Regions from separate parts of the Mus musculus genome. Here regions 1, 3, 4 and 5 are each linked to region 2. The links are chromatin loops, found by intact Hi-C in ENCODE. Cell type or tissue: heart. All regions are shown on one strand. Each heading gives the region's core, and the rest is flanking DNA. Links, peaks and the distances in the headings are about the cores only. Region 1 overlaps Gm30316 (a long non-coding RNA gene). Region 2 has its middle 8.1 kb from the start of Cryaa. Region 3 overlaps Hsf2bp (heat shock transcription factor 2 binding protein). Region 4 has its middle 37 kb from the start of Rrp1b. Region 5 has its middle 28 kb from the start of Gm30571.

Region 1 (5,950 bases), core at 576-5,575, 66 kb before region 2:
ATGAAAAGAAATTATTAAAATGATAAGTTGTGTGTGTTTGTGACCTATGTATGAGCATGCATGCGGAGGACAGGGGTCAACACTGGAGGCTTCCTCCATCAAAGCCTTACTGTTAGAGATAGAATCTCCTGTTGAACCTAGAGCTTGCTGATAAGGCTAGGCAGGCAGCCTGTGAGCTTGGGTGGCAGATGCTTTCAATCAAGCCATCTCTCCATCCTTACGATGGTAATCTATTGAGAAAAGAGATACCTAAGGTCATAGCTTAGACCTTCTGGCCACAGACCCATGTGCTGTGCTTGGGAGCCATTCCTTCTGCTGCCTGCAGGAAATATAGGCAGAAAAGAACTAAAAGGTGTTTCAGCCTGACCTACTGGTCTCTAAGTGGCCCACAGTGGCCCCAGTTGTGAGCTGCCAAGTCGAACCTTCCTTCTGGACCTTTCCATGACATGGTCCTATCAGAAGCTTCCTGCTGAGTCTTTGTTGGTAACCCATGAGCTTAACTCCAAGGACTAGAGTTACTTTATAGCAGGAAGCCCTGAGAATTGAGATACTTCCTGCTAAGTGCCAGCCTGACTATGTGTGTGTTGGTGGGAATGGCCTTCCAGGTAGACAGTCCCCCGGAGAGGCTGTTGTGACTAGACTTCTCTCATTGGCCAGGCTCCCACCTTCAGGGGAGGGCTTCACCCTGGGCCTCTTGTTATCCTGGGTAAGCACACAGCTACCTGCAGAGCTCAGTGCTCCTCCGTGGGGCTGGGCTCCTCCTCCCCAGCCCTGCCTTGGGCAGGACCCGAGCTTCTAGCATATCCAGGAGAGAGACCAAGGCGGTTGGGCACAGTGTGCTGACCATGAAGGTATGGCAGCACTCTGGTAGAATTGGGGGGTAACAAACTGGGTCCCTGTGACAGGATGTCCATGACAAAGGCAGAGCAGCAGTGGCACCATTAACCAGAGATGCCTCCCTGACTACTGCCACTCCCCACAGTGGGACAGAGTTGACACTGGGGGATGGGGGAAGAACTTTTGCTCAGCTGTGCTCACAGCCAGCTGCCAGTTTCAGTGGAGGATGGTGCCCCTTCCCTTTTCTGTGGATGGGGACATTTGCATTCTTGGGTACAGCCTGTTCAGTTTCTGCTTTCGACTGGGCCTCCAGCTACATTGGCCTCCACCCTATGTATGAAGGAAAACCAGTTCCCGTGGGTGGGGTACTACTGGTTTCTCCAGGCAGCTGTAAGAGCCCTGGGGAAAACCCCAGCTGAGAGAGCATTAGAATCACTCAGCCAGCCCTGGCCAGGTGCGAGGGCCAACTCCGCCCCCCCCCCTGGCCCTATTGTCCTTAGAGATGAGGCGATGGATGGGTTCCTAAAGTCCCATTTAAGGTGATCTGGGTCACACACAACCCTGTCCTCCCACTGTGTGCTGCCAAGCACTTAGTGGGGCAGATGGTGCAATTTCCTGCCCAGCTGCCAAGCCCAAGCTGCCCGGGAAGCAGGCACTCTAGTGGAGGCTTTCCAGTGCACCCACCTCGGAATACCTCTGATGCAGTTTTGATTTCCAAGAGTGTGTCGTCATGGAGACGTACTTAGGGGGATGCACAGAACAGGTCACTGCCAGAAAAGAGAAAATATGTGTTATTGTGGGGTCCAAGATGAGGTTTGGGTCTGAGAGCCTTCTAGAAAACCAGGCTATCGCCATGGGTACGTGGACTTGACCTCATGACTTCACAGAAAGGCTGATGGAAGAAGGAAGGGGTGTCTTTGGTCTTTAGCCTATTGTAGGGTGCACTTGCTTTCTCTTTTATGTCCGTTCATCCATCAGGCTACCCCTGGTTGTTAAGGTCAATGAGAATGCATTCAGGAGACCTGGCCAGCCCTCCTGACTCTCCTCCCTTACCGGAGACTCAGCCTTTCATGGGGCAGGAGTAGTTGTTTTGGATGACAATTTCCAAACACCAGCTATAGTCCAGGTAGGTCTGGGTGGAAACAGCCAACTCCAGGATATGGCTGGAGGCATGGCACATCATCTTCTAGATTTTTAAAGAAGTTAGGGAGATATGACAAGCCTGGTGTCTGAGGAGATGGCCCCTCTCCTGCAGGCTCAGCTCTCAATCCCATCTCTTAGTCAGGGTTTCAATTCCTGCACAAACATCACGACCAAAAAGCAAGTTGGGGAGGAAAGGGTTTATTCAGCTTACACTTCCACACTGCTGTTCATCACCAAGGAAGTCAGGACTGCAACTCAAGCAGGTCAGGAAGCAGGAGCTGATGCAGAGGCCATGGAGGGATGTTTCTTACTGGCTTGCTTCCCCTGCCTTGCTCAGCTTGCTTTCTTATAGAACCCAAGACTACCAGCCCAGGGGTGGCACCACCCACCATGGGCCCTCCTCCCTTGATCACTAATTGAGAAAATGTCCCACAGCTGGATCTCATGGAGGCATTTCCTCAACTGAAGCTCCTTTCTCTGTGGTAACTGTAGCCTGTGTCAAGTTGACACACAAAACCAGCCAGTACACCAGCTAAGGACAGATGGTGCCACCTCCACTACCGGGGGTGACATCATAAGTCTCAGCAGCTCTTGGGTCTCAAGGATCAGCAAGGAGCTGGTCCTGCTCATGGAAGGAGGTAACAGGAGGCTGAGAGGAGGTTGGAACCAGGAGTCCTGGAGTTACAACACTGGCTTTCCTTCCCTCACTTGTGAGAGTGAATGTGTAAATGTGTCCTGTGCCCACCATGGAGCAGAAATGGCCTAGAGATCCCCAGGAAAGGGGAGTTGGGAAGATGGGCAGGGCCAGAACCTTGATGGGGGTAACATTGCTATAAGTGGGGTGGGAAGGAAGAGGGGTAAGAAGGGGAGAGAAGAAGGGAGGGTAAAGGGGAGGGAGAGAAAGGATTAACATGGGACAAGCTTACTCAAGACTCAGGAAAGGGAGAGAAGGAAGAGAGAGATGGGGGGAGGAGTATCCCTGGTTGCTATGGTAGTAGCCCTTGGTCACTAACCCAGAAGGTGAAGACACAGAGCATCTTTGGGCAGGAGAAAGGGGGTAGGTGAAGGTTACCATGGAGAAAGGCATGACTTCAAGCCACTCAGATGGATAGATCCTACAGGTCAGAAGCTCTGAAGAGTATGGGTCCCTTGTGGCAGGCAGAGTCAAGATGTGCCTGGATCCTGGGGCCACATGAGACCCACTTGGCCCCGTCCACCTCCTGGCTCTTCGTGCCCTATCACTTCCTTGACCCTAACTGTCCTCCCCTGCTCCATCCCAGGGCTCCTCCACTTGTCACCTCCAGGGGTCCTCCTGACCATAGCTATAGTGCTTTTGGTCCTGCCAGTCACTCACTGTCACCCTCTTCTGGACTCTGTGCAGCAGCTTACCTGAGCTCTCTCTTTAGGAGCCTGGGGCCAGGTATAGTTCTCCTGCCACCAACTGGGTTAGGTAGATAGATGGTGTTCTAATTTCTTTTCTGTTGCTGAAATGAGAGAGAGAGAGAGAGAGAGAGAGGGAGAGAGAGAGAGAGAGAGAGAGAGAGAAGCAAAGGAAGAAACAAAGAAACAGAGAAAGAGACAAGAAAAAAGCCACCCTGACAAAAGCAACTTAGGGGAGGAAGGTCACAGTTCCAGGATTTGGTCCATCACAGCAGGGAATTCAAGACAGCAGGACCTGGAAGCAGCCACCCTCATCTACTATCAAGGGCAGAGAATGCATGCCTCCATCTGACTCACTTTCTCTTGTTTTATATAGTCCAGGACCCAAACCCAGGGAATAGTGCCACCCACTTTTAGGCTCAATTAATGTAATCAATACATGCCCTTATAGACATACATGGCCCCAGGTCAACCCGATCTAGACAGTCCTTTACTGAGACTCTCTTCCTAAATTACTCTAGATTGTATCACATTGACAGTTATCGCTAATCGTCACATTGGGATGGGTGGATGAATGAATGAATGAATGAATGAGTACACCAGCCTCAGCATAAACAATGGCCATTAGAAGAATCCCATGAGCCCCACAGCAGTTGCAGAGATACTGGCTCTAGGAGCCTATCAGTGACCTAGGAGTGATCCTGCTTTCAGGAATATAGTAGACATTTCAGAGGCAAGCAAGCCACTAACTTTCCTCAGGACCCACTTATCACTCACACTCAAAAGAGAGAGTGGAGAGCTATTGGCTTTGCCCTGGGTGAGGGGTTCCCAAGACTACCCACCCACAGCCTGGCTCTGAGGACTGAGCTCACTGAGGGTGTGGACCAGGGCCAGCCAGCTGGACCCACAGGCGACCACAAAGCAGTACTACCAATAGCTATAGCAACTGGTGGCCAGCCGTACCAATGGTTCTGAGGGTGACGGAGAAAGCAGCTTCAGGCTCAGCCTTGTACAAGGAACACTATCCTGACATTGCTAACACGACACCCTAGATGTTCCCCCAAGAGAACACAGCAGGGCCTATGATTATATACCTGCCTCCTGTTTGCATCCACATGAAAGACCTGGGCAACCTAGGGACACGGGTAGCCAGAAAGAAAGGACTACCTGACTTCTTCAGCACTTGGGAGGCAGGTGCGTAATGATTGGCTAAAAGCCCATAGCAAGACATCAGGGCCTCAGGGGCCCTGAGATGGCTTGGTTTGTACATTTGTGGAGCTGGGGCTTCTGTTAGTTCTAGCATTCCTTCATGTTGGCCTGTACTTAGATTGTCCAGTCCCGCAGTGCTCACGGCTCTCTAACAGACCCAGCCGCTGAATTGCACCACATCTTCTCAGTGCCGAGGTCTTATCTTTCCTCATTCTTCCCGAAGAGTCCTGTGAAAAAAATGTGATCTTGTCAAAGCAGCTCTTACATTCTCTGAATCTGCCTTTTAAGCTGCTAGAAAGCCAGCATCCCCTCCTCCCTGATGGAGTCTTCCAGGGAGGCCTCACTCACACTCTCCCTTGCCTTTTCTCCCTTGCTCTGTGGCAGGGCTCTTGGGTCTGCACCATGACTGGCCAGCTGACAGCCATCTCCCTGACCTGGGTGATGCTAGAGCTCTGCCTAGCACTATCCAGCTCTGCCCAGCGCTGCCCAGCTCTACCCAGCGCTGCCCAGCTCTACCCAGTGCTGCCCAGCTCCGCCCATGCCCACACACCCTCACCTAGATGGAATCATAGAATCCGGCCATGCTTCTTCTCCCGAGGTCAGCTTCACTAGGATGCTGAGGATTCAAGCCACTGTTGTTTGGCCTCCCTCCTTTTCAAGGCTTCTGCCTCGTCCTGTTCCTGCCTCAGGCGCCCAGTTTTGTATACTGGGAGCACTGCTCAGACCCCTGGCTTCCACTTCCTCACAGTCTAAGCCACTGAATCAAGTAAGTCCTCTACTGGGTTCTGTACCTGCTCCAGGTTGGCTGTATGACTGAGAGCAGATCCCCCCCCACTAGGTTTTGTTTCAAAACACATACCATGTATGTTTGACCCAGATCCAATCATGTCTTGAAATGGTTGAGCAAATCTCAGGGACTATGGCCTTTCGTTGCCCTGGGCTGGTCAGTCTGGAAATGCTAGTGCTGACGAATAGCAAGCAGTATGACAACTCTCACCATTGACCTTTGCACCCCCAAACAAGATGGAACCTCGTCGAGAGAGTTGCTATCTAAACTCTCCACCCTGCGGCTGCCTGGGGAGCTCAGGGGTCCTGGGGTTCCCCATCCATGGGACAGGACATAGCATGTAGTATGTGAGGAAGAAGCAGAGCTACGGGCACCATGCCAGATGCACAAATTATACACATACCCCTTACACTCCCAAACATATCCCTAGCACACTCTGATGAACATTGTCAGGGACATGACACAGCCCAGACATACTTGTAAATATGTTACACACACACACACCCACACACACACTTAAACGCATATACATATGTTTTCATACTCACACCAAGTTCCACATCCCCCACTGATTTACTCACAACTGTGTTATAG
Region 2 (5,950 bases), core at 696-5,695:
CAAGATCCTTTGGGGTCTAATTCCAAGGCTCCTCACTTGACTCAGTTTCCTGCTGCCTACCAAGAGGCCCACATGGAAAAGGCTGAGGTTTGGAAAGAGTCAGATAGCACAGGCTAGCCTCCAGTTCTCTATGTAGTTGAGGATCTTCCTAATTTTCTCCCAATAGATTACAGGCGTGTGCCTGTAGCCTGAGCTCATGAGATGCTGAGGATAAAACCCAGAGCCTCCAGCATTCTAAGCAAGCACTCTATCAACTGAGTCTTATCCTTAGCCCTGGTGCCAATCAATGTAAGCCCCTCCCACTTTTCCTTACCTTTAGGGCCACCACATATCTTCCTGTCAAGATGTACCCAGAAACTATGCATGCTACAGAGGTTCCCTCCAATCCAGCCCTTCAGTCCTGCCTCCCTTCCTGGAGATCAGGGCCAGCCAAAGACACTCTTGGCCTTATGGCAGGAATGTGGAAGAGTGACAGAGGCCCTGAGTAATATTTGAGGTCATGTTTTCTTCCTGGAAAGACGGGAGGCCTGATCCCTGACAACAGAGTCCCTGTCCCCTGGGAAGCTCTCTTACATTCTTGGGTTCCTGGAACAAGTGTCAGGGTCAGAAGGTGGCAGTAGCCTAGGCTAGGTCAGAAGTTGCCTTGAGCCTGTTAATAGGTGACTCATGGGATAGATGCTAAACCGGGGTCATCTGTGGGTGTGCACTGTGAATCGCCATAGAAACATCTAGAACAGAAACACGGGCTTTCGTCCATCAGAGCACAGCTCAGCCCTTGGGAATCAGGAGTGGGTGGCCCTTTGCTGACGGCCTCAAACAGACGTGTCCACGGTCAGCTCGGCAAAGGATACTGAGGGCGGGAAACAGGCTGGGCTTCTTTTCGTGGTTTGTTGATTTTTAAGGGCATCACGGGCCATTTGTTTCAATTTACTGAACAAATCTTGAAATTTTCTCAAAAGAAGAAAGGGACTGGGGACAGAGAGTGGTTAAGAGCACTCACTGCTCTTCCAGAGGTCCCGGGTTTGATTTCCAGCACTCACACAGAGGCTTGCAAACAGTAACTCCAGTTCCAGAGGACCCAACACCGTCTTCCAGCGTCTTCCCAGACCCTGGCACATGTGTGGTGCAGGCAAAACCACTCGAAGAATAATACAATGATAGTAAGTTTTTAAAAGAGTAAGTGAACTTAGCCTTGACTTCATGGGTCACTGTGTGTGCTCCTGGTTCAGCCGGCTAGAGGCTGGACTCAGGCTTGTGGCTCTCCATCCTATACTTTTATAGGTTTCTTCATCATTAAAGTGTGTTGATATCTGTCCTCAGATATCAGGGGCTTCCTGGAGAGGGCAGGCACAACAGTGTATGTGAAACAAAGACAAACTTGGGGACATCAGGGACTTGTGGGTGGTCTCCTATTCTCAGAAAGATATGACTTACTTCTAACGTCCAGACTCAAATGTGTAACCTTATATGGGGTGTTCACGGAAATGACTGAGTTAAAGATAGAACCATGAGGCTGGAGAGATTGGCTCAGCACTTAAGAGCACTGACTGCTCTTCTGGAGGTCCTAAGTTCAATTCCCAGCAACCACATGGTGGCTCACAACCATCTGAAATGGAATCCAATGCCCTCTTCTGGTGTGTCTGAAGATGATAACAGTGTACTCATTAAATAAATAAATAAATAAATAAATCTTAAAAAAAAAACCAATAAAAAAAGACGGAGTCATGATATCCTGAGTCAGTTGATCTCGAGAAGAACTGGGAGCAGGGGCTTATGGGAAGAACCATTGTGACAGAGATAGAAGTTCAAGGGTGCTGGGCAGTGGTGGCGCACACCTTTAACCCCAGCACTTGGGAGGCAGAGGCAGGTAGATTTCTGAGTTCAAGGCCAGCCTGATCTACACAGTGAATTCCAGGACAGCCAGGGCTACACAGAGAAACTCTTGTCTCAAAAGACAAAACAAAAAAACAAAAGAAGAAGAAGAAGGTGTGTTTGTGGTATATATATATATATATATATGTGTGTGTGTGTGTGTGTGTGTGTGTGTGTGTGTATGTGTGTGTGTATGTATTTGTGGTATGTTTGTGGTATGTATGTGGCATGTGTTTGTGTATATGTGTATGTACATGTGTGTAGTGTGAGTTTGTGATTTGTGTATGGTATGTTTGTGGTATATATATTGTGTGTAGGTGTTTGTGTGTGGTGTGTTTTGTGGTATATGTGTGTGTGGTGTGTTTACGGCATATGTGTGCGCAGGCTGTTTGTGGTATGTGTGGGTGTCTGTGTGTGTGCGCACACATGAGGTATATATGGTGTGTGTTCATAGTGTGTGTGTTTGCACATGTGTGTCCATGTGTGCATTCATGCATGCCTGTGACACGACACCTGCGTACCTGCATGTTTTCCTTTCTGTCGTGTTCTCATGACAGCCTGCAAGCACAGGCTTGTGCTCTGCCTGCCTCTCGGTTAACTCAGTCCTCAGCCAGGAATCTTGGAAGAAATCCCATGTCCTTGGGGCTCCCAGCCTCTAAGCTAACAACAGCAGCCCCCATCCCCCTGCCGTGGGAGGGAGGAACAGAGGCTAAAGGACCTCCTAACAGCTGCAGCCTGGGGCTCCCCTCTCAAACTTCCTGAAGTGAGAGATGGAGAGGGCAGGAGATAGAGGTTAGAGGTGGGGAGTTCTACCCTGCAGAGAAGGCTGGTATCCTGGGTAGCCTCCAACTCTTCCTTCATGCCTTTCCTTCTAAGCTGAGACTGTCAGCAAGCCGAGCCAGGAAGACAGAACCTATGATCTCAACACATGTGTTAGCTGAGGCTGCCTGGTAGCCCCTTCTCTCCCAGCCTCCCAGCCCCCACATGGGTCTCTGCAGCGTGGCCGGAAGGAGGCAGTTCTGGCTGTCTCTTTCTCAGGAAGAAGCCCTAGCCCCTGGGGTCCAGCCGGCTCACAGCTCGTGTCAGTGTGCGCTGGAACCGCAGCAGAGAAAGCAGGCCAGCACGATGCTGGCCTTGTTAGGCGACCTCCCCTTCAAATGATTGTTCCATTATGTTCCAGATTCTTCATTATGAAGGAACTGGCCCTTTGTGTGTCCCCTGCTTAGGCGCTCTGCTGGCCCAAACTCCTGGGGCCAGTGGCATCTCCTGCAATTCCTTGTCACACAGGCAACGGCCCCCAGAACCAGGCCCCTGATGTTTATTGCGGCTGCTCCCTGTCTCCTAGTGAAGGTGACCCTTAAGGCTGGTGTTCTTGAGTCGGTGCCTGGCAAGGTCTCCTCTTTGAGGCAATGCCTCTTCTGCCACCTGGTGGTCAGACTGTGTCACACCATGTTAAACTAACGCGGGACTCTCCTGCAGAGAGACTGATAAATCAGCCTGCTGCCACAAAGAAAATCCCCCACAGAACAGGAGCAGCATCTACCGCCTTCCTCAGAGACCCCGTTCTGCTGATTTCCTGTGACTCTATAATAACCTTCTACCTGGAGATCCAAAGTGCTGGCTTTAAGGCAGTGATCCTCAACATTCCTAACGCCACACCCCCTTCATACAGTTCCTTAAGTTGTGGTGACCGCCCCCAACCATAAAATTATTTTGGTTGCTACCTCATAACTGTAATTTTGTTACTGTTATGAATTGTAATGTAGATATCTCATATGCAGGCCATCTGATATGTGACCCCTGTGAAAGGGTTTTTCAACCCCCAAAGGGGTCACCACCCATATATTGAGAACCAATGATTTAAAGGAAGAGGTGGGTTTCACCCAACTTTCACCAGCAGGCAACACAAGGCAAGTGACTCCATTTCTAAGCCAGGATTTTTCTCACCAAGCCACAGGCTTCTGGGTAGGTTGCATGAAGCCTGCCAGTTGCCAGTGCGGCCAGCGTTCTGGGCCAGTGATGACATTATCATGCAGGTGATCATCCCAGTTAGCGTTACTTATCAGCTTAGCAGAATCTGAGATTATTGGAGGCAGGGAAAGGGGGGGGGGGCAGAAGGGAAGATTCTCAGTTGAGTCTTTATCAGATTGTCCTGTGGACATGTCTGTGGGAGATGGTCTTAGTTGTTTAATTGATGTATCATGGACCAGCCCACTATGGACAACACAATTCCTCAGGCAGGTAGTCCTGGGCTGTATAAGAAAGCTAACTGGGGCTGGAAAGACAGCTCAGTGGTTAAGAGCACTGACTGCTTTTCCAGAGGTCCTGAGTTCAATTCCCAGCAACCACATGGTGGCTCACAACCATCTGTAATGGGAGCCGGTGTCCTCTTCTGGTGTGTCTGAAGACATCAACAGTGTATGCATATGCATAAAATAAATAATGTTTTTTTTTTCTAAAAAAAAAAAATAGAAAGAAAGATAGTTAAACGTGAGCGTTGGAGCAAGTCAGCAAACATCATCCGCCATGGTTTCTGCATCAAGTCCCTGCGGGATTTCCTACCCTGACCCTCCTCAGTGAAGGATGAAGCCTGGAAGTGTAAATCAAATAAACCCTTCCTCCCCGTAAGTTGCTTTTAGTGAGAGAGTTTTACTATAGCGACAGAGAGAGAACTAGAACGGTGAGGGTGGCAGCGGCGATGATGTCATGATGCTCTTAGTGACAGTGGTGATGGCAATGACGTCATCAGGTTGTTAGGTCTCGAACCTGGGACAAATGGCTAACTGGGGTGCCTATTCATGTATCAAATTGGACGCTGTCCTCCAGCCTCTCCTTCAGCATCACCAGTACCTGTTAGGGCATCATCCTAGCTGGCATGCCCTGCCCTGTACACCAGGCTCTCCAGCCTGACGGTTGAGGAGTTCTTTCCACAGCCTGTGGGACCAGCAAAGACAAAAGCCCCCAAGTCTGGACAACCTCTGACAGCTAATCAGATCCCCAAGAGGGCAGCTTGTCCTAGACACGGCTATACCCAGTGTGTTAGAGCTGGGTCATCATAGCCTCCTACTGGGACAGCATCTAACAGACCTCACCAGGACCCCAAAAGAGGTCAGGGTCACCTGTCACAACTCCTAATACATAGGACCTGTGAAAGAAGCCCGGGTGGATCTTGAGATTTCCAGGCCTTGCCATTTGCTGTCCCAGGGCCTCAGTGTGTCCCTGGCTAAGTCTGGGTTCTGCCTAGACAAACATGACAGTACTGATTGTTAGCATTTTGTCTAAGCTCCACCCCACAGTTACCTGGCAACATCCAGGTATGCCTGACTCACTATAAAAGGAGCTGCTTGCCCCCCCCCCTCTTTTGCTCTTGCCTTCTTGCTCCCACTGTCTCCCCATTCCCCTCCCCCCTTTCTCCTCATGCTCATGGCCAGCCTCTATTCCTCCTCCTCCTCCTCCTCCTCCTCCTCCTCCTCCTCCTCCTCCTCCTCTTCTTCTTCTTCTTCTTCTTCTTCTTCTCCTTCTCCTTCTCCTTCTCCTTCTCCTTCTCCTTCTCCTTCTCCTTCTCCTTCTCCTTCTCCTTCTCCTTCTCCTTCTCCTCCTTCTCCTCCTCCTCCTCCTCCTTCTTCTCTCTCTCTCTGCCTTCCTCTGCCTCTACTACCCTCTTGACTCTCCTCCCCATGCCCTTAATAAACTCTGTTCTGTACTATACAGAATAGCACTGTACAGAAGAGTGACTGGTCCCTCAGGGAGAAGGGATGCCTCAGCAGGGCCCACGGAGGCACCTCCTTCCCCCACACCTGACTGCATACCCACCAAACATATCCCCTCTCTCTTTCTCTTTTTATAAACACATCACTGACCCCCAGAGCTGCTTTAGGATGACCTTCTCTGGGCCTGCACAGGGTCTTGTGCACCTTGGTCCCCTAGTAGCTGTGGTGACATGAAGTCACCTGGAATCCTGGGTAGGGAGAGCAGCTGGGGAGATATAGGCTACAGGCAGCCCCGGAAGGAGTGGGCAACCAGGCCCCAGGACTAGTTTTGCCTGTTGTAGGAAGAGGAGACTCTTGGGGATCACCCC
Region 3 (5,950 bases), core at 601-5,600, 340 kb before region 2:
GGGAAGGTGGGATGTCCGTGGAGGGTGGGAGGGGTTTGGCTGAGGTCAGAGGCTTTGGAACCTCTAAATGGACGGATACTAAAATACTGATGAAGTGGCGTGTTTTGGGGGATGGCTTGAATCTGAACATCAGATGACTTAGAAGGGTTGGTGAGCCTCAGGGTGAGTCTTAGGCTCCACTGGACTCTGACTGGATGGGTGGGGTCATGAGAAAACAAGATAGGTTCTGGTAATGAAAGGAAGGCACAGCCTTGTAGGTCAGGATCAGGCATGATGGGGATACGGAAGGGCAGGACATCTGTGTCCTACATGCTGACCAGCATTTCGTTGTGTTTTGTAGGAATCTTGGGGGAAGTGTTTTCCAGCTGGGAAGCTCCTTGAGCTCCTGGTGTACTGGAGAGAGCATCCTGGCAGATTCACAGCCTAGCAGCTTCCGTTGTGACTCAGACACTATCACACAGTGAGCTTAGGATAGCCTTGACTTGAGGTTTACCAAGTTGGAAAGTACTCCTGTGAAAACATTATCAGTACTCTTCAGCATGGAGCACTGGAAGAACAGACTGGTAGAGGAGTTCTGCACTGTTGTTGATTGTGTTGAGGTCTCAGTTGAGACTGAGACAGAGTGAAAGCACTGTGGGACTTTCAGTTATCATCTAAGACCATTCAGCTAATAGGACAGAGTCCGTGCCTGAGTTCTTGTATAATTTTCTATTATTACAGTGAGGATGGTAAAGGGTTAGCTGAGTCTTGGTCAGCTTCAGGAGCAGAGCCTTCAGAGGTTAAGGAGCTTGTTTGGCAGTTCTAGCAGGGGGCACAGCTATGTATATGTCCTTGGCTGAGGAATGGTCTTCCTCGATCAGGGAAGGCTGTCCTCTTCAACTGGACATTTAGTTTAGGAAGGGATGTGCGTGGGATGATAAGTAAGGGCATGCCTGTCTACTCAGCCAGGTAGCCCTGTGGAGGGTGGGGTGAAGTGCCAAATCCAGATTGTCCTGACATCCAAGAGTCTTGTGCCTTCAAATGGGACAGGATGGTTGGGATTTTTAGATACTACTAGAACAGCTTGTGAGCTTTGAGGATCTCAGTCCATGAGGGCCCTCTACTGGTTACTTGAAAGAATCTACGAGTACACCACGTGATTGTAATCTTGGGGAATAGGGAGAAAGAAAAGAAAAACAAAGACAGTATAAGGGGAGGCAATGTCACAGATGTCTCTCAACCATAAAAGGCCATCAGAATCTTAAGGGGGTTGGCTGGGGGAATCCTAGACAGCTTTATGAAGGAGTAGACTTAGGGGGGCAGTTAAAAGGCATCCGAGAAGTAGTTTATTCAAGAGAGAGGGGACAGCATTTGGTATAGCATTTGGCCAATGGATTTCAGTTCCGCAATTTGGAAAGTGCAGGTTGTCCAGTGTACAGTCCACTTACTGTGGAAATGAATTGGCTAGACTAAAGCAGTGTTCAACAGGTAAATGTAGTTGGCCTTCTTCTGTGGATCACTGGGTTAGTCTGTGCACCTGAGATACTTAACAGCTCCTCTGGAACAGTGGTCCGGAGCTGGGTCTTTAGTTCTGGAGCCCTTGAGCTACTGCAACGGCTTATTCCTGGGAAACGTGTAGGATGCAGAATCATTGTGGAGGTGTCTGTTTGCTGTGGAAAACCATGTGAGTGGGAACGCCTGACAAAGGGCTGACAGTCTGATGAAACCCTGGCAAGTTGCAGAAGTATCTGTCAAGCATTTCCCTGAAAAGATAGCTTCAAGTATAGTCCCCAGGTCCTCAGAATGTCACAGGGGAACAGTGAGGCCTGTTGGGCTCTAGTCCATTTTGTCAGGAGAGTTTTAACCAGGGTCACAGTGAGGTCTGTGTGAAGATATAGGGAGGCCAGAAAGGGAAGATAGTGAAGAACAGGCCATGTGAAGGTGGAGGTAGGGTCTGCCAAAGTGCTACTTAATCCAGGGAATGTTGGGCAGAAAGAGGCAAGGAACAAGTCTACCTGTCAAGCTCTCACAGTGAGTTTGGCCCTGATAGCACCCGGACTAGGGTTTGAAAGTCCGCAGCCCATGGGACTGCATTCCATGTGCTTGGCAGGGATTGTGCCACCCAAATCTCAGCTCAGAGTGAGATGGAGCTTGTCAGTATTGCACTCCTTTCTCTGAAGCTTCCGGAGTACTGGGGAGGAAAAAGCTAGTGGTTATTTAAAAGTGTTTGTGTTTTCAGACAGCTGTTGTGGTAAAAAGTATTTCACATTAATGAAAAACAACTGATGACGTGTTATAGACGTGCCAGGTAACAGGGGAAGAGAAACCAGATCCCAGTGTGATCTGAACGTTTTTGATCTGTGTTCAAAAACAAAAACAAAAAAAAAAACCAAAAACCAAAAAAAAACCAACAAAAAAAAAAAAACCAGCTACCAATACCACCAAAACAATTCAAACTCAAACCTATCGGGCTATGTGTGGCTCACACCTATAATCCCAGCCCGGAGGAGGCTGGGGCAGCTGGATTCTGGAAAATACAGTGAGACTCTGTGATCTAAACCCCCAAACAAAGCCTGAGCTGTATAAAGTATTGCTGTTGAAATAGTCTGCGACGTACATGGCTTCCCTCTATCCCTAGTCTGTCTAATGTGCCAGCCTCTATGCAGTTGTGTTGCTAGAGATTCTCCTGTTCTGAGTGCAAAAGCAGTGGAAGCAGCTAGGCTGGGTGACAGATAACCTGTTTTCATACAGAGTTTGTGTAAGATGTTTCCGTTCTGTGTATCAGTCATTGCGTTGTCTATATTATTTATGTTTGTAGATTGAAAACATTTGCAAAGGCAATATATTTTTTTATGTATTGTTTTTATGACCATTTTAGAGATGCTATGTAGATCAGGTTGGCCTGGAACTCTTATAGAGATCTGCCTTCTGCCTCCTAAATGCTGGGATTAAAGACATGCACTACCACTCCTGGCCAAAGGCAGTATATTCCCACTGTCCCCAGTCCCCAACCCCCAGACAGGGTTTCTTTGTATAGTCCCGGCTGTCCTGGAACTCGATCTGTAGACCAGGCTAGCCTTGAACTCAAGAGTTCAGCCTGCCTTTGCCTCTTGAGTGCTGGGATTAAAAGGATGCTCCACCACCACCTGACTTAAAAGCAGTACATTCTTAAGGGAGATCTTTTGTTTTAACTAAAGTTGTACTTTTCTGTCCAAGTAGAAGATGAAGAATGTATAAAGAAGTGATACTCATTCTACAACATTCCAAACATTTTTCTAAGCCCTTGGGGTGCAGCATAAAACAACATGATAGTCTCATGTCCTGGTGGCGGTGGTAGGTTGCAAGCAATGGTTCCATCAGGCCACTAGGCGGTGGTCTGACACAGCTGATACAACTGCTGTAGGGATGGAAATAGTCTCTTGAGCAGTATGGCCTGAACTTTTCTGGGGTTCCATATTGTGACAATGGCCTTGTTGAGCCTGTTGCTTTGGTGTGAAAACCTGTGCATGTCCACATAAAGCTACACAGAGAGGAATTTACTATAACAAAAGTGTTGGATGGTTAAAATTGGTTTCTGTATATTTTTACATGCAAGATTTGCAGAGATTTAATTGCTCCCCTCCTTTCGGCTGTGTTCGAGTAGCAAAGTTTAATAATAGAAGCAGACTTTAAGAGCTAGTTGCAAAGATAAAATATCGAAACTGCTGATACTTTTACTACTTAGTTTCTGTCTGGTTATGTGGAATGTATTCACATATGCTTATAATGTATATGTGTAGATAACATTCAACACGATTACATGTCTTCAACAGTGTTATTTTAAGACATGAAGGTCCATTGCTCACTGGTTTCGTGGGTGGTCAGGATTAGTGGGACGAAGGAGAGTTCACATGGTATGACATACCTGAAAAGTCGGGGAAGAAAGCTCTGACGTAGGGGAGAATAAATAGTCCAGCGGGGCTTGCATGTTTCTAGGAAATGTGAAAGGGACCTTGCCAGCCGGTTTCATAATCTCCACCTTGTTGTTGACCTTTGGGTTCTAATCTTCCTTCTTGGACAGGGTCTCAAGGAAATGTAGGCACTTTCTTTGTTCTTTCTCCAGAATGCTTGGGATGCCACATGGCTCTAGGCAGTCCCTGGGGGTTTTGTGTAAGTGTTCCTTTGCCTTTTCAGATCTCTGGAGCACAAAGCGTGCCCCTTCCCTTGCCTGCACATGATTGATCACCAGCCTGTAAACCTTTCCTCCTTGAGGTGGAGGGGTGTGTGGTCTTGCATATGTTCTTTAAGCATTTGTTCCTTTACTCGGGTTTCATTACCCTCTGTTTATACTCCTGTTGCTGTAGCTGAGCTCTCTTGTCCACTGTGTGTTCCTTTCTTGCTGCTAGTGATGAGAGCTGAGGCTGTTGATTTGAAGTAGTTGGTTTTGAAGTATGATTAATTAAAGCCTCTGCTAGGAACCTTGTTAGAAATTTAATTTCTTTGGGCTGGAGAGATGGCTCAGTGGTTAAGAGTATTTGCTGCTCTTGCAGAGAGGGCTAGGATTTGGGTCCCAGCACTGGTAACCCACAACTGTATATAACTCCAGTCCCAGGGGATCTGACACCCTCTCCTGGCTTCCATTGGCACCAGGTGTGAACATGGTACAGATACATATATGCAGGCAAAACATTTATACAGTTAAAAAAAAAAGGATTTTTTTTTCTTTTATGTGTGTGTGAGTGCTTGCTTGTATGTTTGTTCACGGTATTCACACTTGGTACTGAGGAGCCAGGATTGGGAGTCAGAGTTGCAGGCAGTTGTAAGCTGCCATGTGGGTTCTGGGAACAAAACTCTATAAGATCAGCCAGTGTTCTTAACCACTGAGCCATCTTTCTAGCTAATCTTTAGAAATCTTAAAAAAAGAAATGTACCTTCTCTTTACCCCTCCCTGAGGAGCAGTTGGCAGCTACTGGTTGTTGGAGGAAGGGGAGTGGTTCTTCTCACTGCTGTAGTCATTGGTAAGTCACCTGTGCTTCTTGTTCACACAACAGATGCTAAACTGAGAAGGTCATACCCAACCCTAACAGCATCCACAAGCCATGAGAGTAAGAGGAGGCTTCTTGACAGTCAGGTGGTCAGCAGCAGTGGGAGATGCATGAGAGTGGAGGATGGGGGGAGGGGGCAAATGTAGTAGATATGTCCATGAAAGTGGTAATAGGAAAGAGTTACCTTACAGAGAAGAGATGTAAGTTCTGAGGCCCACCTAATAAACTCCATGTGCCAGGTCCAAGTCCCCTGGGATCCTAAGCATATTAGGCTTTAGCCAGCTGCTCTCTCTTAGTATTTATTCTCAAATCTTGCATATATATTGGCAAAAAAAGAGTTTGATTTCTTAGCCTTGAGATCAGACTATTAAAATTTTGAATTAAATACCCCATTTTTTGAACAGTGGTATTTCTGCAGTATGACAGTATTTAAAGTTGATAATATGCTTCTCGTTGGTTTATTGATGTGGGTGTCTTTTGAGTTTTTTGTTGGCCATTTGACTCATAAGCTAAATGCTGGTGGAGAGGAAGTGTTACGTCGTCACTACCCCCTCACTGTAGCATGTTCTTGTCTTGATCTCTGTTGCTTCCCGCCTCCGTTTACTACTGCAGTTGTTCTATTGAGTCAGTCTGCCAGTTGGTGGGACTTGCTCTGTGAGTCAGCTCCTGCTGGCACCAGCCACTCATGAGATGCCTTCTGCTTTTTATGGCACAGACACACGTTTGTGCCATGAGAGAGTCAAGCGTCCCAGCTCTGCCTTCAGTACTTTAAATAACTCATTTTCTTGAAGTCTTGAGTACCCGTCTGGCAGAAAATGAGATCTTAAAATCACAAAGTAAGAGAACAGGAGAATTTCTCTCAGGACTGGAGGCAGTTCAGTACCACATTGTGCTTAGTGTGCATGGCATGGGGTTCACTCTCCAGCATCTATTCCCACCCCACCCGT
Region 4 (5,950 bases), core at 474-5,473, 390 kb before region 2:
GTGCTGTGAGGATCACGCACACTCGCCCTGACACACAGTGAGCTGAGGTGTCCGTCTCCATCCCTCTGAAAAGCTGTAACATCTGCCTTAGAGCCATGACTGAAACTGGACATCATGTTCCTTCCTGAGAGTCGGGTCTCAGCCAGTCTCTAGTGTGAAAATGTGCCATTGTGCTATTTTTTTTTAAATGACAAAGCTGTTGTAGGAATATGTGATTCAGAACCATGGTCCCTTCCCCCAAAGGCTCTGGGCCTCTGACTGCCTCATAGGCGTGTGGAAGGAAGGAAGGTGGAGGAGGCCAGCCTGCTGCCTCTGGACCTTTCTGTTGGTCACTGGCTGTCACTGCCCCCTGTGTATACACAGTCCTGACTCTGCCCATGTTGGTGCTGTCTTTAAAATTGGGTTAGAAAAAAAAGAAAGAAAGGAAGGAAGGAAGGAAGGAAGGAAGGAAGGAAGGAAGGAAGAAAGAAAGAAAGAAAGAAAGAAAGAAAGAAAGAAAGAAAGAAAAAGAAAGCAAGCCAGCCAGCTGGGCATGGTGGTGCACACCTTTAATCCCAGCACTCGGGAGGCAGAGGCAAGCGGATTTCTGAGTTCGAGGCCAGCCTGGTCTACAGAGAAACCTTGTCTCCAAAAACTAAAAACCAAAAAAACAAAAAAAACAAACAAACAAACAAAAAAAAAAAAAAAAAAACTCGGGTTAGGTCTTAACCATTGGCATTGGAAGAATTCCGCCAAATATTTTCGTTGCCTTTCTGGCTTTCCCTTATTCCTGCATTAGAGTTTCTGTGTCTCTGCCACTCTTTGGGTGTCCCAGAATGTCACACGTATGGAGCTGCTGGGCTGCGAGGGAAGGTTTCATATCCCCGTGCTTGGGAAGGCACACAAGCATGTGGTCACTGTGACAGGGACCTTTTAAGGAACCTGAACATTCCAGGAGATCTGCAAGCGGCCTGGGTGTCTGCAGGGTCTCCTGTAACTTTGGAGCAAATTCTAGGAAGCTGACCAACATGGGTTTGAGCTGCTGAGAGCAGGGCAGCTTGGGGATTCAGGGAAGTTTGCCTCACTGGGCTCTTGTGGGCACTCACCCAGCCCTGCAGAACTGTCAGGTGGCAGTGCACCTGCCACATGCTGCTGGGGACAGTGCATCGCTGCACAGGGGTTTGGACAGACAGGGAAGGAGAGACAGAGGTGGCTCCTGCCCCCTGGTGGCGGACTTAAGTGCAGGTTTTCCCCCCTCCCCCTCCATTTCTGGATTCTGTGCCCACCTCATGCTGAGGGGCCAGAGGCCCTGATGTGAAGTCAGCTAGCTCTCTGCCTCCTTGGAAGGTCTCCTCTACAGAGCATATTGGCATTGTGTATGCAGGGGCAGCTCTTAGACCCCTCAGGAGACTGTGACATGTCCCATTGCCTACTGCTCAAGGGTGAGTTTTTTTTTTGTTGTTTTTTTTGTTTTTTTTGTTTTGGCTCTACTTCCCAGAGTTTGGGGATCCCCAGTCATGACTGTGAGTGGGGCTGTCTGTTCACAACATCCCTTGACCTCAGTCAGCACCCACACCCACTTTAATGAACTTCAGTTCTTGAGATTTGCCTTGCTTCTTCACAGAAGCCACAGTCTAAGGAGAAATTGGAGGTTGCCTTGGAAGCCAGGGGATAAGGCCCAGAGCACGTGACTAAGAAGAAATGATTAGTGCTTTGAGCATGGGCAGAGGTGCTGGCCGAGGTCAGGCTTTCCAAAGAACTGTCTGCAGCCCTGCCAGCCAGCAAGCACTGGGTCCGGCCCCCTAGTAGCCAAGTCAGAATTGGCTTTTGCTTTCACTTTCCAGAGCTTAGTAAGGAAGCTGCATTAGCCCAGGGTAGCCCAGTAGGACTTTGATCCTGCCTCAAAGCGTCTCCTTCCACCTCCCGGATGCTAGGAAGGAATTCCCACATATGACTCTTCTTAAGTCATGCCTGCTCCTGTGTGATAATCCTGGGCCTCTGTCTCACTTCTGCAGTATGTCCACGAATGTAAAAATGACAAATGACACGGTCCTTTTCCTTAACGGTGAGAGCCTTTTTTTTTTTTTAAAGCCACTTGCTGTTTCAGTGGGAGCATTCTAGGCTCCTCTGTGCTGAAGTGGGGATTTGAAAGGAGGGGACTGTGCGCCCCACAGGCTGTGCTCCCAGTATGATGTCAGCAGCACCACCTGAGATAAGAGACCAGCACAGGCTGTTAGAGGTCAGGCTGTCTCCTGTCCTTGTTGAGGAAGGTAGGGTCCCTGGAAGGAGCCAGGTTGGCCAGAGCAGTGCTGAGGCCTTTGCTGTGCTCCTGGGCAGCTCCTAGACAGAGTTCCCGGCTCCAGCTACTTCAGTCCTTACACTGTAAAGTGAAGGGAAGAAGAAGTGAATGTATTTTGTCTCCAAGTTCTTCGCTTCCTTGCAGCCCTTTGGGGGACTCATTAACTTGGGGTATCAAGCCATACTTAGGTAGTTCATACATGCCCAGTGACCACAGGCTGGGCCCACCTGCTTGCACTGGGCCCTCCGTGAACCTTTCCGGGGCAGTGTATCCACCTGGACCAGAGAGGGCACTGGGGTTTGAGTGGACAGGCATGGACCCAGGCTTTGGTGGTGTGCCTTCAGGAGGGTGCCGCAGCCCAGTGCCCCCTTTTATTGCTGCCATCTGGGGTGCTTCTCTTCCAGACATCCACGTAGCTAGCTACCTGCAGAAAGCCATGTCTGTCCATGTGACAGATGGATGCTAACCACGGGTCCCACCAGTGGATGCTAAGAATGGATGTCCCTCTAAGGGGCAGTTCTGGGAGGTCAGGTTCAGTGTGAGGTTACACTAGAGCTGCAGTCTCTAGGGAAAGTGGTGAGCCAGGGAAGGCTTGAACCTGGTCCCCAGGTCTGAATGAATGTCACTCCCCCCCACCCCCCAATGATGGAGACACGCCTTGGGGTGGAGGTGTAGCTGGACATGCCTGTGCCTGTCCACACTTTCTGTGACAGCTGCAGATGGCTGGCAGGTGCCAGTCCAGTTGCAGTCTCAGCATCCACCAGCAGGGGGCACGGTGGAGCCTGTGGAGCAGTGTCAGAGGCCCAGGCAGATGCTGGTACCAACTGATTAAACAGCCATCCTGCCATCCTGCTGGGAGATTTGATGTTTTTGGGTTTTTTGTTTGTTTGTTTGTTTGTTTGTTTGTTTGTTTGTTTTTTGGGTTTTTTTTTGTTTTGGTGTGTGTGCGTGTACATCTTTCTGTCAGGCCTCAGACTTGGTGTTGTGCAACACCTGACAGTAAGTGGGAGTCAGTGTGTCCCCAGGTCAGCCTGACCTCCCAGAAAGCCATTGCGTGGTCAGCATGGCCAGAACTGACAGTTTGTAAATATCGGTGTGTTTTGCACTGTTGTGTCTCCTTGCTGGTTTATTCTTGTTGCAGACACTTTCTATGGAGAGATTAACATAAAATAATGTTTTCTATGCCATATTCGCCCTTCACTGCACCCTAGTGGGTTTAATTTGCTTAAAACCAGAATTTAATGTGCAATTTTAAATTTAACAGTATTTAATCTTTTTATGCCAATAGAAATTTTTTGCCTGGCATGGTGATACCTACAATCTAGTACCCTAGAGGCTGAGGCAGCAGGATAGCTATGGAGTAAGACACCTTCACTCACACATTGCCCCCCCCCAATTACTCCTGGAATTTTCTTTCCTTCCTTCCTCCCTTCCTCCCTCCCTCCCTCTCTCCCTCCCTCCCTCCCTCCCTCCCTTCCTTCTTCTTTTCCTTTTTTTTTTTCTTGTTTAATTCCTAGTGGAATAAACCCAATTTTTAAAAAAGATTTATTTATTATTATACATCAATACACTGTAGCTGTCTTCAGATGCACCAGAAAAGGGTGTCAGATCTCATTATGGGTGGTTGTGAACCACCATGTGGTTGCTGGGATTTGAACTCAGGACCTTCGGAAGAGCAGTCAGTGCTCTTATCCACTGAGCCATCTCGCCAGCCCATAAACCCAATTTTAAGATTCCACACTATTGAGCCAGGCAGAGGATGTCCTCAGAGCAGAAGTCTCCGTCTCCCTTGGATTACCGTCCCTGACTGTGGCTGAGCTCCCCCGGGCCAGCATCTCATTTCTTCCCCTGGTTCACCGTCAGGCAGGTTCTGGTCTTGGTGCAACAGGATCCACATTCCAGGTGCAAAAGGTCTCCCTAGGGCAGGGAACCCCATCCTGCCCTGGTCAGCTCTTGAATAGCCAGCTAGAGCTGCCTCTCCCCTGACGCTACAGGTGGGTGGAAACAGGAGAGAACCTGCCACTCAGACTTCCATGCTTGGAAGTTCCCAGAAGGCCTTGGGTATAACCTTGGCCACACCTCACTGCCCGTCCTATAGAGCCAGCAGGCCCCGTGAGATGTTGGGTAGGTAAAGCCATGTCTGCACCTCACAGCCTGCCTTGCCCCATGCAGCAGGTGTAGGTGACCTGGGTTGGGGCTCTGGAAGCCTCTGAGCTACACTGTCACAGAGGACTCAGTTCATGCCTGACATGAGGAGGGTGTGTCCTGGGGGTGACAGAACACAGTAGAGGACATGAGCTTAGCACACCCTTCTCCCTCATATCCCACAGAGCAGGAAGGCCGAAGCAAGGTTCCCTCAAAGCTCAGGCCTCAGTGAGTCCCACAAAACACCTGAGACCATTTTCTGACTGATGGGGGAGGAGTGTGTGTGATGACAGTGTTTTGTGAATGGAGGTGAATTCTTCATGAACAAAGCTCTTGAAGGATGAGACATGGGCAACATCTCAAATGCTCTTAGCTTCATAGCTGTCCATTCCTGACACAGAGCCTGTCAGAATTTCACCCATGTGTTGTAAATGTCAACCAATTGGAGGATGGGCTGCACCTGTGGGGCTGGCCCGACCCTGCTAGTCCTTCCCAGAGACCACCCCTCTGTGGCCTTCAGAGCAAAGCACAGTTAGCCCCTCAGTCCCTGCTGTGCAGGAGGGGTGTGCTCTGGGCTCAGGAGGTCTCCTGCCCAAGTCCCCCAGTCCTGTGTACTGTTCCCTGTCAGCATGTTTGTGGACATGAGCACCTGTCAGCACTGTGTAGCTGTGTCTGTTTTGTGCTAGTCTGTTGTCTTTTATGACTATCCACAAATAAATATTTTCATTGCAGTTGTGCTAGTGTGGTCCTTTCTCCCCAGCGTGCTCCTTGTGGTTACTGCCCAGAAAGCGTGGCAAGGAAAGGAGGTGCTTGGTCACAACTGTGGTGGTCTGCAGCTCACTCTTCACTCTCTTAGTCTTCTCAGTCTTGGGGGACTGTCTGGTGCTTTAGGGCTTCTGGGATGATTCACAGAGTGTGGACACTTGGAGACAAAGAACCTGCCTGGCTGCTCCCTGCAAGGATCTGAAGACCAGCCATTGGCTGCCGATCTGGTGCCATCTGGCTCCATGACTTTTGACAGTGACCTTGGGTGGTGACTCGAGCTTGGGAGTCCCATGATCATGACTATCCCACACCCTTAAGTATAAAACCTTAGAAGAGTTCAGCAGTGTGTCTGAAGGCAAGGAGGTGCACAGGGAGAAGAGACACCTGAGTGCTTATTTGGCCATTTATCACCAAAGAGGATGGGAGGCTATGGTGGGGACCACCAGGGACAGAGCAGAGATAGAACCTGTCCAGTGACTGCTGTATTGCTTTCCATTAAAGGACACATCTGTTTTTTTTTTAAACCAAATGAATTTAAATGGGACATTAAATCTCCTTCTGAAGGTACCAGGTACAAGAGATCACCGCCTTTTCTATATACAACATGGAAGCATCCTTTGTGTCTTGTTACAATTCCATTGCTGTGAAGAGACACCATGGCTGTAGTGGTGTGAATTTGCTTGGTTCAGGAAGTGGCACTATTTGGAGGTGTGCCACTGTGGGTGTGGGCTTTAAGACTCTCATTCGAGCTGCTTGGAAGCC
Region 5 (5,950 bases), core at 326-5,325, 250 kb before region 2:
TTTTAAGTCTTTTTGCTTGTATAAATAAGTGTGTGTGTGGTTGCACATGCATATGTTCAGGTGCCTATGTGTAAGTTTGGAGGCCTAAAATCGATGTCGGATGTCTTCCTTAGTTCCCGAGGTATATACTTAGGTGGGATCTCTCACCAGACCTGGAGTTTGATGATTCCAGCCAATCCAGCCAGCCAGCTTGCCCTAGGGACACTGTCTCTACCTGCTGGATAATAAGGATTACGGGGAACTGTCACACCCACCTGACTTTTACAGGGATCCTAAGGATCCAGGTTCTGGTCCTCACACTCTCATGGCAAAGTTTTATCCACTGAGCCAAACTGCTGACCACAGAAGCTGCACACAGTCTCTTCTCACCAACAGCAGTGCAAGAGTCTTCATCTACACACTCTTTGCTGTTTCTTTCTTACCAATTGACCATTCATGGTAGTAGCCGTGATGCAGGTCTCACTGTGGTCTTTTCTTCCCCAGCGCTGCATGCTGCCTATAGTGACCATTGCTGTGGCTGCCTTGGCAGCAGGTCTGTTGAGGCCCTTGAGATATTTTTGAATTGAACTATTGTTTTCTGTGGCAGAGCTGCAGGGTTTCCACATGTTCAGGATCCCTGATCAGACTGAGGGCTTGCCGGTGCTTGCCGCCATTTCGTAGGACATCTTCACTGCAGTGTCCTCTAACATGGAGGAGCTGTCCCTTTCCATCATGGCCAGCTTCTGTTTCTATCTACATCTTACTCTCAGCGTCTTTGAGATCACCAAATCTGCAGTCATGAGGGAAGCCCTCCCTTGCTTTCATGTGACTTTTATGGTCTTATCTCTTTGCTTTAGAGCTTTCATCCACTCTGAGGGTTTTGTTTTTGTTTTGAGATGAGAGTATCACTATATTGCCCAGTGTAACTTGGAGCTCCTGGACCTAAGCAGTCCTCCAATCTCAACATCTTGAGTAACCGAGGAAGCTGCCACCATGCCCAGCTCGTGCATATGGTATAAGGTAGAGGGCTGGGTGTGTGGATATCCAGTTTTCCAAATAGCGTGTTCAACTTTGTCGTTGTCATTTCAACACATCATAACAAATGTGATTTTCAGAGCTCAGAAAGTGGTGGTGTATATTTTGCCTTCTGGGTTTTAAACACTTTAGCTCCATGAGTAGCCCTTTTTATAAGGATTATAGACTGTGCCCAGAGGGGCTCCCTGACTTGCCTCTTGCTCCTCTCAGAGGTGAGCCTAATGTTCCCGGCACAGTGACTGACAGTTGGCAAAGTGACGCCTGCCCACATAGTCAGCATGGCTTTTCATTGAAGGCATTTTTATAGCTCCAGCTTCATGCAGAATACTTCTGTGACTGTCCACGAAGAAGATTCCAGGCAGCAAGAGGAGGCAGGAGGCCAGAGAGTACTCGTGGAGGGCCTGCAGAGGGAGGGTGAGCTACAGTGCAGCTGACCCTGTGGTGGATGCTGTAAAAGAGCTGGCTGTGGGAAGGCGGGGTGGGGAGACCTTGGATTTACACTTGAATATAAGAAGATTAAGGATTTAAGCATTAAATGGGCTCTCTCTCTCTCTCTCTCTCTCTCTCTCTCTCTTTTTCCTCTCTCTCTCTGATAGTGATGCCCTTTCCTACTTGCTGTGAGCTGATGTCCACAAATCCCTCCCAGGATAAAGGCCTCTTCTTCCTTGGTACCCAGGGAGCCAGGGCGCTGATGAATGAAGCTGGACTAGGCAGTGAGGGCAGCCCCAAGAGGGTGCAGGGAGGGTGGGAAGGCTTAAGCCAGCCTGGGCCTGGTGCCTTTTCTTTCCAAGGTGAATCACAGTCACGTGATAGCATTCTCCAAGGAGCAGGTATCACAGGTAAAGGCCACATGCTTCTGAGCAGCCAAGGCCGTGAGTTGTGATACACTAGACATTTCTCTCTTCTCCCTCACATATTCCCCTTGCATTTGATGGGCCTGTGAGGCCAGGAGACGGGTTTAAAGCCCTGTGTATTCTTGAGACCAGCCCTGTGTTACCAGTGTGACTGTGTTTTGGCTGTAGACCAAGTGTACGTGCTCAGACACTCTGTCAGTTCTGTAGAAGTGGTGGCAAGTTATCATTGTCCTGCAGGACTGACCTAAAGTCCCTACCTCACAAGATTCCAGCCAGCTGCCACTTATATTACCAGCAACTCACTGACCACCAGGGCCCTGAACCCAGGCTGGCCTCAAGTGGAGCACCATCCCTCCTGCTGTCTCGGTTCCTGGCTTCCTTGCCTCCTAAAGCCTCCCTTTTTATCTAGTGTTCTGGAAAGAATCCCATTTCTGGGGGTTGCCAGGAAAAAGCTTTATTCAGGTTATACTAGAATCTCAATGGAAACAAATAAACCCTGGGCCTAGGCCTAGGGTTCAGGCTTTGGGGTAAGAGTGGTGTCCGAGGTTCATGCACCTGCCAGCTGGCTAGCTCCAGGGCCCTGTCTATCCTGTTGACGTCATTAGCACAGGAGACTCCCAGCAAGGAACAAAGCTGCCTGTACTCTTGGGCTCTTGATCCTATCATCTTGTCTCAGGAAACCCTTGACTAAGGTCCAGGCAGGTGAAAAGCCTTCCTGTTTGTCACATACAACTCGGGGCCAAGCAGTCCCCTTTGGCATTAATTCCTGCCCTAGAGGGCATACTGCATCCAGTGTCGCTTGCATAAGCCATGCTGCAGTTTCTCTTTCCCAAAATGTGTTATGGGTACCTTCCTTAGCACATAGTTCATTATTTCCCAGTCCTCCAGAACATTCTGGCCTGGGCCATGCCCTCCTCAGCCTGTGGAGATGTAGCTTTCACTTCAGAAGAGGCAAGAGCTTTGGTGCTGGGAGAGCGCCGTGTCCTTCCCAGGGACTGCTGTGCAGACTTGGGAGACGCTGTCTCCTCTCTGAGTGTTTGTGGCTGGGACTGAACTCTGACCTTATCGAGAACAGGCAATGCTGGGCCATAGGTGCCCAGTTCCTGCCACATGAAGTGGCCTCACCACCAAGGAAGACAAGAAAGGCAGGCGGGCAGCATTTATGCTTTGGGGTGACCAGGGTTAAGGAATGTGGGCACCAAGAACAACCAGCAAGTGTTGAGCTTACCTCTCAGTTCCTTATAAATGTGCACGTGCTATGCTTTAGGATATCACTGAGCCTAGCCGCCATACCACCCTTCAAATAGCATGCCTTGTGGAAAAGCAGAACATTTCCTGAGACCCCAGACCTCTCCGTCCATAGCCACTGGCTCCTGCACCACAGCTGGCCAAGTGCCCCCCAAAAGAAATATCCCAAGACATCCTCCAAGAGGCATCCCCAGGATATGGCATGCTCTCTCATGGTCTCACAGAGGTCTGCTCTCATTACCTGAGTTGTGAGTGACAACATGGGAGGCACGGCCTTCTCAGGGTGTGAGGGTACGCAGTCCTCAGCAGCCTCACGCCATGCCGGTGGTGTCTGGAGGCTTTATCTGGAGTAGATTTGTGAAAATGGGTTGTAGGTATATGTCATCTCATACAATAGGAGAGCCCCACCCCAACCCCGGCCAACACCAGTTGGCCAGTGCCTCCAGTTCCCTCAGGCCTCTCACGTTCTAAGCGGGACAGGTTTTTGTACTAAGAAAATCGGGTAGCTCTCAGAACATCAGAACTGAGAAGGCAGTGTAGTGTGCACACCAGCTATCCCTCGTCACCTTGGAAAGCCGTGGTTTTGCCCATCAGTTTCCCCCGACTCGCACTGTTTAGGTATCTGCTGAAAATCTACCGGTATGTTGTTGGCATAGCAAACACAAAGGTGGGAGCAGGCCTCCAGCCAAGGACAACACAGTGAAGGAATGTGGTCCGCCTCGCTGCCCAGCCATGGATCAGGTCACTGCCCCAGATCTGGCCTGTGGACATATCTGAGAGTTCACTTGGCTCCCCGAGGTATTGCAGCATCTCCTGGGGTATTTCCAAGGGTACCTCTGTCATCTACCCTCAGTCCCCAGAGAGTACAACTGGGAGAGTTCTGCAGACTCTGGCTAAGCAGTTCAGAGACTGTACTCCAGAACTCCCCTCCCTGGAACTGCAAGCATCTGTCTCTTAGGCAGTTACAGACACTCCTGGGTCTGCTCACTTTCTCCAGCCACTCCTGTGCCCAGGTGGGCTTGAAGCTCTCTGGAGCCTCTCCTAGTTATCTCCAATGGGACAGAGTAGAGGGAGGACACCCCCAACCCCTAGTCAGCAGCTTCCAAAAGGATGTCCATATTTGGTGCAGGCCCCGGAAGTTCCCTGAAGACAGAGCCTCTGCTGTCCATGGACATGGATGGCTGGAGACCTGACCTTTGAGACCGGCCTCCCTTTCTCTCTGGTTCTCTGGCCCACTCCCTCCCTGGGGTTTCCTAAGTTCAGCAGAGCTGCCTGTGCAGGAGTCTTGCTTGCCTCTGGCTTTTCTCTGGGAGAAGCCAGGTCATCTGAGAGAAAGTTGAGTTACATTCCTGCCTGATGCAGGTCAGGGTGTGTGTTCCTGGCCATCCAGCCCTCGCTATGTAATTTCTACCCGAGGCAGGATAGATCGTCCGTGAGTCAGTGAGTGAGAGTAAGGGGAATGCACGCAGTGCAGTGAACAGGTGTGTCAGTGAGCCAGCGCTCCAGCGGGCTAGACTGAAAACAGAGTGATTTAGAAAGTCGTGGCTCAGGCCCAGCGTGGTCACAGTGCTTCCCAAGAGCCTGGCATGTAGGCAGGCCAAGCTGGCTGGAGCACTGGGCTGGTCTCAGGCAAGCCTCCCCATGTGGATGGCAAATCCAAGGAGTGATTGTAATTGGGGAGGAAGCTGAAGGTTCGAGACCAAGTTCTAGAAAGACTGGGCTGGGGTTTGCATCACACCCACACGGTCCTTGTCATCATCAGATGATGCATTAAGGGTTCACCACGTACAGAGATGGGGGTCACAGGGAAAGGGCCTACAAGCTAGGTCATGCTGTGTGATGTCTTGATTTGTATTCTGAGAAATAAATAGATTTATTATTATCAGAGAATATTATTATCTATTATTATCAGAGAATATTATTATCTGATAATATTATTATCAGAGAATGGGGTGGGTGGGGAAAGAACATCCTGGGAAGAAATGGGGTGTGTTCCCTCATGGTGTCACAGGGCCAGTCTAGTGGTTTCTGTTTCTTCTAACCAGATTGACTTGGCCATCCAGGGTCTGAGTACCGAGCCTACCAGGTGTTGCTGAACGGAAGGCATGCGGGTAGAGGCCAGAAGACAGCCCTGGGTGGGAGTCCTCTCTTTCCAGTTTGTTTGAGACTGGTTCTCTTACATTTCTGCTCCTGTACTATGTACACCAGGCTCCCTAGCCTGCAGGCATCTGGGGATTGTCCCATTTCTGCCTCCCATCCCTCCATGAAAGTATTGGGAGTTATTAGATGCAGCCTACTATGCCCAACTTTTTGTTGGTCGAGGGACTCCAGCTCAGGCCCTCACACTTGGTGGCAAATGCTTTACCCACAGAGCCGTCTCCCCAGCCTCTCTCTCCCTTCTATAGTGTCAGATAGATTTTGTGTTCTGGGAAGACAGACAGCTTGTGGAGATTGAATTTTTCGGACTCCATCATCCATGGAACCCACCCTTCCATCCGATGTAGAGGATTTATCCTGTGAAAGGACACGTGTGCATTGACATGTGTAGATTGGAATTCACAGGGAGACTCTTTCACTGGAAAGAGTGCTTCCCCGGGAACCTGCTCTTCATACACACTGAGGCATGATCTGAAGTGAGGGCTCTATAGGCACACGCTTGTGGCAAAGGGACCCCAAGTCACTCATCCTGTGGCCCTGTGACTTCCTGTGGCCAGTGGAAGTGGCTCAGAGACAAAATACCCACTCCACTTCCTGATCTGTATCACTGTGGCTTCCACCATTTGGTGGCAGTGTTGGGAGCCCTGAACCCCAGGTGGCCTTTCCAGTTTAGCCTG

The links. Peaks named below come from ENCODE experiments on the same cell type or tissue, not always from the same donor. Only the 100,000 strongest peaks of a DNase experiment are listed, where the experiment ranks them.
Region 1: a loop joins it to region 2, with 2.1 times the contacts of the local background. A loop is called at or near these places in 16 of 42 quality-filtered maps.
Region 3: a loop joins it to region 2, with 6 times the contacts of the local background. A loop is called at or near these places in 41 of 42 quality-filtered maps.
Region 4: it touches region 2 in a loop (9-fold over the local background); 12 of 42 quality-filtered maps call a loop at or near these places.
Region 5: it touches region 2 in a loop (2.7-fold over the local background); 9 of 42 quality-filtered maps call a loop at or near these places.

The regions. Positions count from the first base shown.
Region 1 is chr17:31,748,803-31,754,752 of GRCm38, reverse strand. It overlaps Gm30316 (a long non-coding RNA gene), which reads right to left. Exons shown (of 5, transcript XR_003952224.1): 5 at 1-4,796. Among named protein-coding and RNA genes, the nearest start is that of Gm30316, 16 kb to the right of the region's middle. In heart, for the core only: a CTCF peak has its summit at 3,282; a DNase peak (open chromatin) is centred at 1,112; H3K27ac peaks cover 1,879 bases; H3K27me3 peaks cover 589 bases.
Region 2 is chr17:31,683,017-31,688,966 of GRCm38, reverse strand. No RefSeq gene overlaps it. Among named protein-coding and RNA genes, the nearest start is that of Cryaa, 8.1 kb to the right of the region's middle. In heart, for the core only: a CTCF peak has its summit at 3,297 (motif pointing left); DNase peaks (open chromatin) are centred at 2,526 and 3,236; H3K27ac peaks cover 1,217 bases; H3K27me3 peaks cover 306 bases.
Region 3 is chr17:32,022,989-32,028,938 of GRCm38, reverse strand. All of the region lies in intron 2 of Hsf2bp (heat shock transcription factor 2 binding protein), which reads left to right. Among named protein-coding and RNA genes, the nearest start is that of Hsf2bp, 8.5 kb to the left of the region's middle. In heart, for the core only: a CTCF peak has its summit at 1,099 (motif pointing left); DNase peaks (open chromatin) are centred at 3,348 and 4,028; H3K27ac peaks cover 686 bases.
Region 4 is chr17:32,070,605-32,076,554 of GRCm38, reverse strand. It overlaps the pseudogene Pdxk-ps. Among named protein-coding and RNA genes, the nearest start is that of Rrp1b, 37 kb to the right of the region's middle. In heart, for the core only: CTCF peaks have their summits at 1,168 (motif pointing left) and 3,029 (motif pointing right); DNase peaks (open chromatin) are centred at 1,174 and 3,014.
Region 5 is chr17:31,937,412-31,943,361 of GRCm38, reverse strand. No RefSeq gene overlaps it. Among named protein-coding and RNA genes, the nearest start is that of Gm30571, 28 kb to the right of the region's middle. In heart, for the core only: a CTCF peak has its summit at 2,655; DNase peaks (open chromatin) are centred at 2,531, 3,501, 3,851 and 4,211; H3K27ac peaks cover 1,608 bases.